Linked DNA regions of Homo sapiens: region 2 is linked to region 1. A link is a contact called in ENCODE Hi-C or POLR2A ChIA-PET data. All regions are on one chromosome and are shown on one strand. The core of a region is the stretch at or near the end of the contact, and the rest is flanking DNA. Distances in the headings are between cores, read along the strand shown. Region 1 has its middle 94 kb from the start of LINC02643. Region 2 has its middle 57 kb from the start of LINC02643.

The links. Hi-C counts contacts between places; a loop is a spot of excess contacts on that map. ChIA-PET counts read pairs that join two places held with the same protein, here RNA polymerase II (POLR2A). Pooled maps may share reads with other maps.
Region 2: a pooled map shows a loop between it and region 1 (2.2-fold over the local background). The contact joins two enhancer-like sites. A Hi-C loop is called at or near these places in 2 of 168 maps with a recorded cell type or tissue (Caco-2 and left ventricle myocardium superior) and 2 of 50 pooled maps. POLR2A ChIA-PET finds 5 or more read pairs at or near these places in 5 of 52 experiments (GM12878, H1, Panc1 and 2 more).

The regions. Positions count from the first base shown.
Region 1 is chr10:21,275,387-21,281,812 of GRCh38, forward strand. It overlaps a transcript of NEBL not described here. Among named protein-coding and RNA genes, the nearest start is that of LINC02643, 94 kb to the right of the region's middle. RefSeq lists an enhancer at 3,487-3,606. Within about 2 kb of position 3,510, at least 3 of the 41 ENCODE cell types and tissues checked have a DNase peak (open chromatin) inside an H3K27ac peak, as active enhancers do.
Region 2 is chr10:21,313,188-21,319,613 of GRCh38, forward strand. No RefSeq gene overlaps it. Among named protein-coding and RNA genes, the nearest start is that of LINC02643, 57 kb to the right of the region's middle. Within about 2 kb of position 2,809, at least 15 of the 41 ENCODE cell types and tissues checked have a DNase peak (open chromatin) inside an H3K27ac peak, as active enhancers do.

The DNA of each region.
Region 1 (6,426 bases), core at 2,260-4,759:
TTTCCCCAGCTTCCAGACCTTAAGTGGGATGACTCCAAAATAGGGGTCTCCGAGAGTTCCTCTCACTGAGCCCGAGTGGTGCAGAGTGCCCACTCACGAAACCCACTTTGCAGGTTTTCCTCCTCTCTGTTTTTCGTGTCCTCACTCCTCCTAATATTTCCTGAGATCACCTCTGCAAAACCTACTTGCACCCATGTGTCTTGTTTGCTTTTGTAAAACCTGAACTAACATAGACTCATCACATTACCAGCTTTTTTTTTTTTTTTTTTTTGAGACAGAGTTTTGCTCTTGTTGCCAAGGCTGGAGTGCAATGACGGAATCTTGGCTCACCGCAACCTCTGCCTCCTGGGTTCAAGCAATTCTCCTGCCTCGGCCTCCCGAGTAGCTGGGATTACAGGCAAGTGCCACCACACCCAGCTAATTTTTTTTTTTTTTTTTTTTTTGTATTTTTAGTAGAGACGGGGTTTCTCCATATTGGTCAGGCTGGTCTTGAATTCCCGACCTCAGGCGATCTGCCTGCCTCAGCCTCCCAAAGTGCTGGGATTGGGATTACAGGAGTGAGCCACCACAGCCAGCCCTTTCTTTTTTTTTTTTTTTTTTTAAAGACAGAGCCTCACTCTGTTGCCCAGACTGAAGTGCAGTGGTGTGATCTCAACTCATTCTGACCTCCGCCTCCTAGGTTCAAGCGATTGTCATGCCTCAGCCTCCTGAGTAGATGAAACTACAGGTGTGCACAACCATGCCTGGCTAATTTTTTGTATTTTTAGTGGAGACAGCGTTCCACCATGTTGGGCAGGCTGGTCTCAAACTCCTGACCTCTAGTGATCTGCCCACCATAGCCTCCCAAAGAGCTGGGATTACAGGCGTGAGCCACCACGCCCAGCCCAACTTACCACCTTTCTGTGCTTATAAAAACCTAGAATTTTTCTTCTACATGTCCAGGCTCTGCTGTTGTGAGGTTAACCCACACCTTGGGCTTCATCCCACCACAACCCTCCACCCACCAACCCCTAGTGTAGCCCTGGTGTGGCTTTTCAAGTTCCTTGCCTTGAGACCCACACTTCCTATAATCTTCTACCCCTTCCTCACAGAAGCCTCTTCTCACCAAAACTGAGCCACAAGTAGAATATGGTAGTTTGTTGGTCAAAACTGATTGCCACTCGAGTATGATGGCTCATGCCTATAATCCCAGCCTTTGGGAGGCCGAGGTGGATGGATCTCTTGAGTTCAGAAGTTTGAGACCAGCCTGAGCAATATGTCAAAACCCCATCTCTACAAAAATATACAAAAATTAGCCAGAGGCCAGGAGTGATGACTCATGTCTGTAACCCTAGAGCTTTGGGAGGCCAAAGCAGGCAGATCACTTGAGGCCAAGAGTTCGAGACCAGCCCGGCCAACATGGGGAAACCCCATCTCTACTAAAAATATAAAAATTAGCCAACAGTGATGGCAGGCGCTGGTAATCCCAGCTACTTGTGAAGCTGAGGCATGAGAATCACGTGAACCTGAGAGGCGGAGGTTGCAGTGAGCCAAGATCATGCCAGTGTACTCCAGCCTGGGTGATAGAGTGAGACTGTCTCAAAAAAAAAAAAATTAGCCAGGTATAGTGGTGCACACTTGTAGTTCCAGCTACTTGGGAGGCTGAGGTAGAAGGTTCACTTGAGCCCAGGAGGTCAAGGCTGCAGTGAGTCATGATGACACTACTGTACTCCAGCCTGAGTCACAGAAGAAGACCCTGTCTCAAAAACAAAAACAAAAAAAAACACGATTGCTCATGCCTGCAGGTATATAGTCTGGAGCCAATGCACCAAATATTTCTTTCTTTTTTTTTTTTTTTTTTGAGACGGAGTCTCGCTCTGTCGCCCAGGCTGGAGTGCAGTGGCACAATCTCAGCTCACTGCAAACTCCACCTCCTAGGTTCAAGCGATTCTCCTGCCTCAGCTTTCCAAGTAGCTGGGATTACGAGTGCCCACCACCACTCCTGGCTAAATTTTGTATTTTTAGTAGAAACTGGGTTTCCCCCATGTTGGCCAGGCTGGTCTCGAACTCCTGACCTCAAGTGATCCACCCACTTTTGCCTCTCAAAGTGCTGGGATTACAGGCATAAGCCACTGTGCCTGGCCCAAAACTTAACCTTTCTAGGCTTCAGTTTCCACATTGGTCAAATGGAAATAGTGATAGGATCAATAACATGTATTGCTGTGTGGGTGCATGGGACAGAACATACAGTTAGTCATTGGTGCTACCCAGTGCTCAGAAATCATTATCTTCTGTTACTGTGACCAATTGTCATTCCCTGCCTCTTGCATTCTATTTCAGTCCCAGGTAATGATTCTTCTGACACAATGCTTTGGGCCTTTCCATGTTAACATAGTCTTCCAGGACTGTTTTTAACACCTTGTCCATTGGTTTTATGAAAGTCATTTTTTTCTTTCTTTCTTTCTTTTTTAAGAGACAAGGTGTCTTGCAGGTGTTAGGCAGGCTGGCCTCCAACTCTTGGGCTCAAGTAGTCCTCCTACCTCTTCTTGTTTGTAAACTGGGAGTAATTATAGCACCTACTTCATTGAGCTGTTGTCTATATTCAATGACAAAAGACCCCTTGAGGCTTCGCCTAGTTATCTGGAAAGCAGTAAGTGCTCAGTAAATTTTAGCTGCTACTATTACTACTAACAACATGTGAGGGATGATTGGGAAACGCCAGCACCACAGAACATTCTGGTTGACTGAACCAGAATATGTGGCCTCAAAGCATGCATGCAAAGATCTGATTTGAGCCGGGCATGGTGGTGCACACATGCAGTCCCAGCTACTCGGGAGCCTGAGGCGGGAGAATTGCTTGAGCCCAGGAGTTCAAGACCAGCCTGGCCACACAGCAAGACGCCGTCTCTACAGAATAAAAATAAAAACATGAGCTAGGTGTGGTGGCGTGCACCTATCATCCCAGCTACTCAGGAGGCTGAGGCAGGAGGATCACTTGAGCCCAGGACGTCGAGGCTTCAGTGAGCTATGATGGCACCACTGCACTCCAGGCTAGGTGACAGAGTAAAACCCTCACTCTAAAAAATGAAAAGTAAACTGGTGTGGGGCTGTTCTCAGTGATGAGGCCCTGGACCCATAACTGCTAGGGCTGGGAGGAGTTTGGAAATCTCTTCTGTGCAGTCATCATGGGTCAATGAGGGAGGCTTAGGCCAAGACCCACTTCCAACAGAGACTCTCCACCTTCAGCTGTTTACTGTATTAGGGGTCTATCGGAGCACTGATTTGAGGAAAGGATTCTGCCAAGAAGAATGCAGAAAGGAAGGGACAGAGGAAGAGAAGGAGTTTTAGAACCATTGAGAGTACAACCCCTTCCTTTTACAGATGTGGATTTGAGGCCCAGAGAAGTTCGGTGAGATCTGCCCCTGAGTTACATAGCCAGGGAGTTCTCTGCAGGGCCAAGGTTAGAATCAGGCCTCCTCACTCCCCGCAAGGCCTGTCCACCACACTGGCTGCTTCAAATCCAACGTTGCCTCCAGGGGGCGCTATACCCCTTGTATTGTATGTGCATGGCACCTCCCTGAGGCCCTGCACCTCCAGAATCTTAGCAATTAGATAGTTCATAGCCCCAGCGCCATGAAGAAAGATCACAGCTACAACAAGCATGTCTTATGTGTGTACTGTGCCTTACAGAGGCGGGCAGAATTTCTCTGTGTGGGCTGGATATTTACTATTTAGGCTCTACACATCATACCGTCTCTGTTGCATAGCCTCAACTCTGACATGGAAGAACAAAAGCAGCTATAGGCAGTAAGTAAACCAACCAGCCTGGCTGCATTCCAATAAAACTTTATTTATGGATGCCAAGATTTGAATTTCATATAATGTTCACATGTCACAAAAATAGCCATCTTTTTATTTTTTCAATTTTTTTTTTTTTTTTTTTTAGACAGTCTCCCTCTGCTCCCTCTGTTGCCTAGGGTGGAGTGCAGTGGCATGAGTAGCTCACTGTAACCTCTAACTTCTGGCCTCAAGCAATCCTCCCGCCTCAGCCTACTAAAGCACTGGGATTACAGGCCACCATGCCTGGCCTATTTTTTGTTTCAACACTTTAAAAATATAGGCCAGGCACAGTGGTTCATGCCTGTAATCTCAGCAGTTTGGGAGGCCAAGAAGGGCGGATCACTGGAGGTCATGAGTTCGAGACCAGCCTGGCCAACATGGCAAAACCTAAAAATACAAAAAATTAGCTGGGCATGGTGGCAGGCACCTGTAATCCCAGCTACTCAGGAGGCTGAGACATGAGAATCACTTGAACCTGGGAGGCAGAGGCTGCAGTGAGCCAAGATCGCATCATTGCACTCCAGTCTGGGTGACAGAGCCAGAATCCATATAAAAAAAAAAAAAAAAAGTAAAAACCATTCTTAGTTTGTGGGCTGTACAAAAACAAGCAGCAGGCTAAATGTGTCCCACGGGCCATCATTTGCTGCCACCTGGTTCATATGATTCATTGGTATTCTTGTCTCTCTTGAGCTTTGCAAGAGTTATAAAAGCTGACAAGGGAAGTATCAGATCTACTTCTTAGAAACAGAAATGGACCAAAACCCAGAGGTTAATTTTATACTTTATTGCCCAAACTCTAAAGCTTCTCTGCCGCTTAAGAGAAGCCAAAAAGTCCCCTAAAGACCCTAAAAAAAAGCCAGTTTTGAAATAATCTTCTGATTGAGGCTGCCTAGAACCCAAGTGGATCTTGCAGATTAGGGTCACCTGGGGTCTTTCCACGGTTCGTTCCAGTCCAAGCATAAATCCCCGTGATGCCCCTATAGCAAAATGGAACCAGCATGGGTTCCAGAACACATGGGCCGAAGTCACATGACCATCTCTTCCAGGGGTGCAATTCTCATTTCTACATGTGAAATGGATCACCCATATGCTCCCATACATACCCAACCAAAAAAAATCAAGCTGTTAAATGTATGAGTTTATACCACTGCCCTAGGCAGTAGAACAAAAGAATTGTAAGTCCCTTTAGGAGTTGGATTTCGGGCAAAGAGCAATGAATGGGGAGAAAGATTCTAGGCATGCCAGCCCAGAGAGATACAAAAGGCAGATAGGAAGGTGGGAGGTTGTATTGGGGGTGACTGAAAAAGACAGTGGCCTAGGAGGTGTGGATGGTGAACAGGGGTCCCCCAGAGTCAAGAAAGAGCCAAGACTTCATGTAAGGGGCATTGTAGGTATTTTTGGTTTTTCTTTTTCCTTTTTTTTTTTTTTTTTTTTGCCTATTGCCCAGGCTGGAGTGCAGTGGTGCAATCCTAGCTCACTGCTCACTGTAACCTCCACCTCCCAGGTTCAAGCGATTCTCCTGCCTCAGCCTCCCGAGTAGGTGGGATTACAGGCACACACCATCGCGCATGGCTAATTGTTGTATTTTTAGTAGAGACAGGGTCTCACCATGTTGGCCAGGCTGGTCTCAAACTCCTGACCTCAGGTGATCTGCCCACATCGTCTTCCCAAAGTGCTGTGATTACAGGCGTGAGCCACCTCACCCAGCCAAGCATTGTAGATTTTTTAAGGTGAGAAGTAACAGGAAGAAATGCATCTTAATCTGATGATATTGTATAGGATGGTAGAGAAATAGGCAGATATGTTCAAATATTTAGAAGACTGTTAGAGTATTCCAGGGATGAGCTAAAGGAGGCCCAACCCACAGAGTCATGGCAGAGGTCAAGCACAAATGCTCTTCCAAAGGAAAGACAAAATGCCTGGGATTCACCAGACCTGGAGGCCTGAGCTGTCAACAGGGATCTAGTGAATCCAGCCTGAGTGAGTGAACTACTTCCTCCTTTTATGAATAATCAGTTTGTCTGCACTGACTCTAATTAGTGTAAATATAGTGAGCTTCCAGCACAAAATACCAAGCATTCTGGCCCAGTGCAAGCCCTTGTTTTTTGGTTTTGGGGTTTTTTGTGTGTGTGTTTTTAGAGAGAAGGGATCTTGCTATATTGCCCAGGCTGGTCTCAAACTCCTTGCCTCAAGTAATCCTCCTGCCTCAGCCTCCCAACTCGCTGGGATTACAGGTACACACCACCACTCTCTGCTGCTTGTCTTTCCTTTTCTTTCTTTCTTTTTTTTTTTATAATTAATAGACATTTTTAGAGCCATTTTAGGTTGACATGAAATGGGGTAAAATGTGCAGAGTTCCCGCACAGCCCCTCCCCAAACACACATTCATCCTCCCCACCATCCACATCCTGACATCCCACACCAGTGTGGGACATTTGTTACCTACATAAACCTACGTTAACATATCACGATCACCTGGAGTCCATAGTTTACTTTGGGGGTTCTGTCTGTGTTGTGCATTCTATGGATTTGGAAAAATGCATAATGATGCACATCCCCCATTTAAAGGAACCTACAGGATAATTTCACTGCCCTAAAAGTCCTCTG
Region 2 (6,426 bases), core at 1,559-4,058, 37 kb after region 1:
CATAACCATTAGATTTTGCTGAACTTAATTTTTTCTTCTGAATGAGACAATAGGCTATTTATTTGATTTTATTTGTGAGATGGAGTCTCGCTCTGTTGCCCAGGCTGGAGTGCAGTGGCGCAATCTCGGCTCACTGCAAGCTCTGCCTTCTGGGTTCACGCCTTTCTCCTGCCTCAGCCTCCCGAGTAGCTGGGACTACAGGCGCCCGCCACCGCGCCCAGCTAATTTTTTGTATTTTTAGTAGAGATGGGGTTTCACCATGGTCTTGATCTCCTGTCCTTGTGATCCGCCCACCTCGGCCTCCCAAAGTACTGGGATTACAGGCGTGAGCCACTGCGCCCGGCGACAATAGGCTATTTATTTAGTTATTTAGAGACAGGGTCTTGCTCTGTTGCCCATGCTGGAGTACAGTTGCTCAGTCATAGCTCACTGCAGCCTTGAGCTCCTGGGCTCAAGTGATCCTCCCACCTCAGCCTCCCAAATAGCTAGGACCGCAAGTTATTATTTTTTTAGAGATAGGGTCTCACTATGTTGCCCAGGCTGATGATTCTCTATTTAGTAAGTATTTAAGAGCTGTACAAATGTCAGACATGATTTTCAGTTCAGGTGAGCCCCCAGCTGTGCTGGGGCCTCTTGCTCTTTGGGACAGCACTGGCCTGTGGTCAAGCCAATGAGCTCAACACAGGACCGGCTGCTCGGTCCTCGCGCACAGCCTGGCCCCAGGAAGGCAAGGCCCCAGAAGCCACTCAACCAGTGGAAACAGCGAGGCTTATGGTAAGGTGAGAGGGACTGCCAGTACTTAGTACGTCTAAAGACCCTTCTGTTGTTTTCCTTCAAACATCTTCCAAAGGGGAATATCTTAGAAAAACCTGAGCGCATTCAAAGAACAAAGATGTGAGAGGGGCTGGAAAATAGGACCCATGAGGAATGGGGAAAAGAAGCTATGATTCTTAGTCAGGAGAAGAGAAAGCCTAGAGGCCACTTAACAATGGCCTGCAAGGTTTAAAGCGATATTCCTCCGAGAATGGAGACCAGCTGTTCACCATCTCCAGCAAGGACAGAACAAAAGGCAATGAGCTTCGGCTTCCACACGAGTGATTTAAGCTGGAAAATAATCTCTGCCAATGAGGATATCAGACTTGGGATAAGTTATCAAGGGAGATCAGGGGCTCTCCTCTGGAGTTCTTCAAAAAGCAAAGAGGCCCGTTTTCCTGGGCGGGTCAGGTGCGATCTGGCAGCAGCCAGAGGGGAGGAGAGGAAGGTTGGGGGAGGCTCTGGGTCCTCTCCAGCCGTAGGAGTCCATGACTTTGTTTTTCAAATAGTCTCCACTTTTGTCCTTGCGGTCTCTCCAGCAGCATAATAGTTTTTTGGACTCTGGCATTTGCAGGATTGAGGCAGGGGAGAGGTGAAAGCAAAGGCATGCAAAGAATGAGAAGAGAAGAATGAAAGGAAGAGAAATTGATTAATTTTCCATGGGAGAGGCAGGGAGAAACTGCAAATAACTAAGCACAGGCCCTTAGTAACTGTCAGTTTCTAAAGTAAGAATCTCTCACTTTCTCATATGAAAATTAGCTTCCATATATATATACACACTAATTGGTTCTTCTTTTCCTTTCTTGCTGGGTTTCCTGGCCTCCTTTTGAATCCTTTGTACATTCCCTTTACACCTTCAATATTAGCCTGTTTCAGTTTCCTGTACAACAAAAGCCAAAGACAGATTCTTCTTATTGAATCCAACACTTTACAAATCCAAAGCCCAAACCTTTATCATAACATTACCCGTCTATGAAATGCAAACCCAGCCCCTGATTCGTATATATTTTTCCTGTTTTTAATCCTTTAAGGCCTTGGGTGTCTCTCCAGCCTTTGGCCTCCTTTATTAAGCCCGATGCTAACAGCTGACTCCTATGACCCCGGAGCCAGTGTCTTTGAAGTGCACGGGCACTCAGGGACAGCCACACCCACCGGGCTGAACCCCCCAGGAACGTCCCCCCACCCCACCCCTGCCTCCCCGTGGGTGGCTGCACTCGGGTATGGGAGAGTGACATTGTCCATCTCTGCATCTGCTCCCACGCGGGTTTTGGCTGCTCAGGCTCAGAGACAGCCCTGAGAATGACAAGAAGGAAAGGTTGCTTGTCTTGTATTTCATCCAGAGCCTGGTGGTCTGCTCTGGGGTGACCCAGCCTCAGGACTTCCTTCCTCAGGCAGCTTCGATGGTGAGCACTAGGATGTGAGCCCCACCAGAGCTGAGCCTCATCTGTCCTGCTCACTGTGTGCCTAGAAGAGTATCTGGCACATGTCGGAGAGCAATCAGTATTCACAAGCAAATGCCAGAGCAGGAAAGGGCTTGCCCAGGCTGGAGTGTAGTGGTATGATCATGACTCACTGCAGCCTTGACCTCCAGGCTCAAGCAATCCTCCACCTCAGCCTCCTTAGCTGGGACTACAGGCCTGTGCCACTACACCCCACTAATTTTTTTTTTTAGAGACAGGGTCTTACTATGTTACCCAGGCTGGTCTCAAACTCCTGGTCTCAAACAATCCTCCCACCTCGGCTTCCTGAAGTGCTGGAGTTACAGACGTGAGCCAATGTGCCTGGCCCATTCTCACCTCTTGTTGCAGACAGAGGAGGTTCCAGGCCTTTTTCTAGGGTTTTTGTGACTGTCAAAGACCTATCTGTACCCCTGGAAAGAAAGACCTCATCTGGTCAATTAGTCCATGCTAAAATGTTAATGGTACTAATGGGTTAATTCATTCTCTCTTGTGCACTCTCTCTCTCTCTGTCAGAGCCTGACCTCCCCCCTAGACTCCTCCCCCTTGCCTTGCTGGGCAATAGCCATTCATCCCCAGATGCAGAGCAGAAAGGAGCCTCCTCCGCCACTAACCCTTGAATTCTTGAGCTGAGGCCAAGAACCAGGCAGCCGGAACAGAACCAGTTGAGATTAGAGTTTCACACATCTTCCAAGGACAGATTCTGCTGGCTGCCCCGGGAACCCACATAGCCTTGCCCAAGCAGAGAGAACACAGAGCCAGCCCTGCAGAAGATGTAGGGAGCAAGACAGTGACTCTCTCAGGGGCCTCAGGGGGTCTTGTCATCACCCCAGCCTGGGACTGTGGCAAGTCTTCACCCTCGGAGCCAGGCTGTGCTGCCCAAGACTGCCCAGGGTGAGAGAAACAGGGCAAAACCAACCAACAGATGGTGTTTCTAGCTCCCTAACCTGCTGTGTATGCCCCAGAAGCACTGGGGAACTTTTTGGTTTTTTATTTTTGTTTGTTTCATATTTAATTGTTTATATCGAATTTGTTATTCATGGGGTACATGTAGAATTTTGCTACATTGATATACCACATTGTGGTGAAGACAGGCCTTCAATGCATCCATCACTAGAACACACTTTATATCCACCAAGCAACCTCCCATCCCTCCCACCCGCTTACACCTCCAAGTCTCCAGCGTCTATTATTTTGCATTCTATGTCCCTGGGTCCATATTATTCAACTCCCACTTATAAGTGAGAACATGCAATGTCTTTCTGTTTCTGAGTTCTTTCACTTAAGATAATGGACTCCAGTTCCATCCATGTTGCTGCAAAAGACATTGTTTCTTTTTTATGCCTGAATAGTATTCTGTTGTGTATTTTTTTTTTTTTTTTTTGAGACGGAGTCTCGCTCTGTCGCCCAGCCTGGAGTGCAGTGGCGCGATCTTGGCTCACTGCAAGCTCCGCCTCCCGGGTTCACGCCATTGTCCTGCCTCAGCCTCCCAAGTAGCTGGGACTACAGGTGCCCACCACCACGCCCGGCTAATTTTTTTTGTATTTTTAGTAGAGACGGGGTTTCACCGTGTTAACCAGGATGGTCTTGATCTCCTGACCTCGTGATCCATCCGCCTCGGCCTCCCAAAGTGCTGGGTTACAGGCGTGAGCCACTGTTGTGTATTTAGAGTGCATTTTCAGGCGCCCGGCCTCTGTTGTGTATTTAGAGTGCATTTTCTTTAGCCAGCCCTCCGTTGATGGTCACTTAGGTTGATTCCATGACTCTGCTATTGTGAATAGTGCTGCAATAAACATATGAGCACAGGTATTTTTTTATATATAAAATGATTTCTTTTTTTGCGGGGGTAGATACCCAGTAGCAAGGTTGCTGAAGTGTATGGTGGTTCTATTTTTATAATCTCCACACTGTTTTCAACGAGGGGCTTTTTCTTTTTTTTTTTTTGAGATGGAATCTCACTCTGTCGCCCAGGCTGGAGTCCAGTGGGACCATGTCGGCACACTGCAACCTCCATCTCCTGGGTTCAAGCAATTCTGCCTCAGCCTCCTGAGTAGCTGCGATTACAGGCGCCCACCACCACACCCGGCTAAATTTTTTATATTTTTATTAGAGACAGGGTTTCACCATGTTGGCCAGGCTGGTCTTGAACTCCTGACCTCAGGTGATCCACCCGCCTCAGCCTCCCAAACTGCTGGAATTACAGTCGTGAGTCACTGCGCCCGGCCTTTTTTTTTTTTTTTTTTTTCTGAGACGGAGTCTCACTCTGTCCCCCAGGCTAGAGTGCAATGGTGCGATCTTGGCTCACTGCAACCTCTGCCTCCCAGGTTCAAGCGATTCTCCTGCCTCAGCCTCCAGAGTAGCTGGGATTCCAGACACCCACCACCACGTCCAGCTAGTTTTTGTATTTATAATAGAGATGGGGTTTCACCATTTGGGCCAGGCTGGTCTCAAACTCGTGACCTCAGATGATCCACCCACCTCCACCTCCCAAAGTCCTGGGATTACAGGCATGAGCCACCACTCCCAGCCCAACCAGGAGCTTTTTAAAAGTAGATCCACTGTGTCCTGGCCCAAATCCACCAGCTGCCTCAGAGTCTCACAGGCTAGGCCTGTGTTTTTAAGAATGCTGTGAGTGATTCTGACATACAACCCAGCTTAGGAATAACAGCCCCACTAGGCTGGCTGACTCACCTTCCCTCTCATCTTTCTAGGACTCTGTTTTCCCCATTGCGGGGGATTTCGGCTCATCAAGTTACACCAATTGACTCTCAGCATCACTGAGCTTTTTCTTTCACATCCAGGGTGAGTTTAAGTCAGTGCTTCTCTGGGTCTCACAGGAGTGGACATTCTAAAGCCAGCATCTCCTCTGAGTAACTCACTCCCCGATGATGGGAGTTTGACTTTTCCTTGGTTATGAGTTACAGGATGAAAGTCAGGTGCAAACACTTATTTCTTCAAGCCAACAAATCCTAGCACCTCCTCGATCTCAGAGAAGGTCAGCAGACATGTGTGTGCCACGTTTCTTCATCTCAAGAGCTGTGTATCATAGTGGGAAACTGGACTTGCAAATGGCTATGCAGGAAGAGAAGGCTGTGTGAGTGTCGGCCCCTGGGTAGAGGCTGTCTTTGTTGAAACCGTGGTGCCCCGACAAAAGCCGGAAAGCGAATCTCCTTCTACTGCACCTGCAGGCTCTGGGCCCAAGCATGTTCCGGGCGAGAGGATATTTAGGGATTTCTGGGTTTAGCTTTCTCCGTTTTGCCGTTCAGTTCACTCTGGCCCTGGCTGTCTCCAAAGGAGAGGACTGATACCATGGGATTAAGTCCTTATGTTCAAGCTCCGGTCTGGGAAGCTGAGTCTCCATCTTTTTCTGAGGCCAAGGCATTGTTCTGACAACTGCCCTTGACTCCAGTTCCTTCAGGATGAGGGCCGTGGCTTTTCTTGCCCACTCTTCTGCTCCTGAATCCTTCCTCGCAGCCTCTAACCACACTGCTAGCCCTCATCTCTGGCTTGCTGCCAATTTCCTCTGGCACTATCCTCCCTAGCTGGCTGCAAACCCACCTGTTGTTTTTTGGGTTTTTTAGAGATGGGGTCTCGCTCTGTTGCAATCATAGCTCACTGCAGCATCGAACTCTTGGGCTCGACAATCCTCCCACCTCAACCTCCTAAATAGCTGAGACTATAGGTGCCCACCACCACATCTGGCTTATTTTTTTATTTTTTTGTAAGAGATGGAGTCTCACTAGATTACCCAGGCTGCTCTCAAACTCCTGGCCTCAAGGGATCCTCCCACTTCTGCCTCCCAAAGTGCTGGGATTACAGGCATGAGCCCCAGTGCCCGATCGCCACTTGTTTTCTCTTGCTTACTCTCCCTGACCCTGGGCATCTGCCCTTAGAAATGTCGTTGTCCCCAGCTGCGCCAGCTCCTGATCCCACGCTCTGCCTGCTTCATTTTCTGCTGTTCCCTTCATCTATCCTTCTCCCATCCCTCAATCCCCCCTCCCCCAGCCATTCTACCTCTGATGTGTTATTTGATAATATGAATCGGAATTTGAAAGGACACAGAGGATTTCATGTGTAAAGGACGCACTGTTTCCTTTATTTACTATTACTGCCGTGCAATCAGTTGCCCTTTTAAACAATGATTCCTCCTTACACA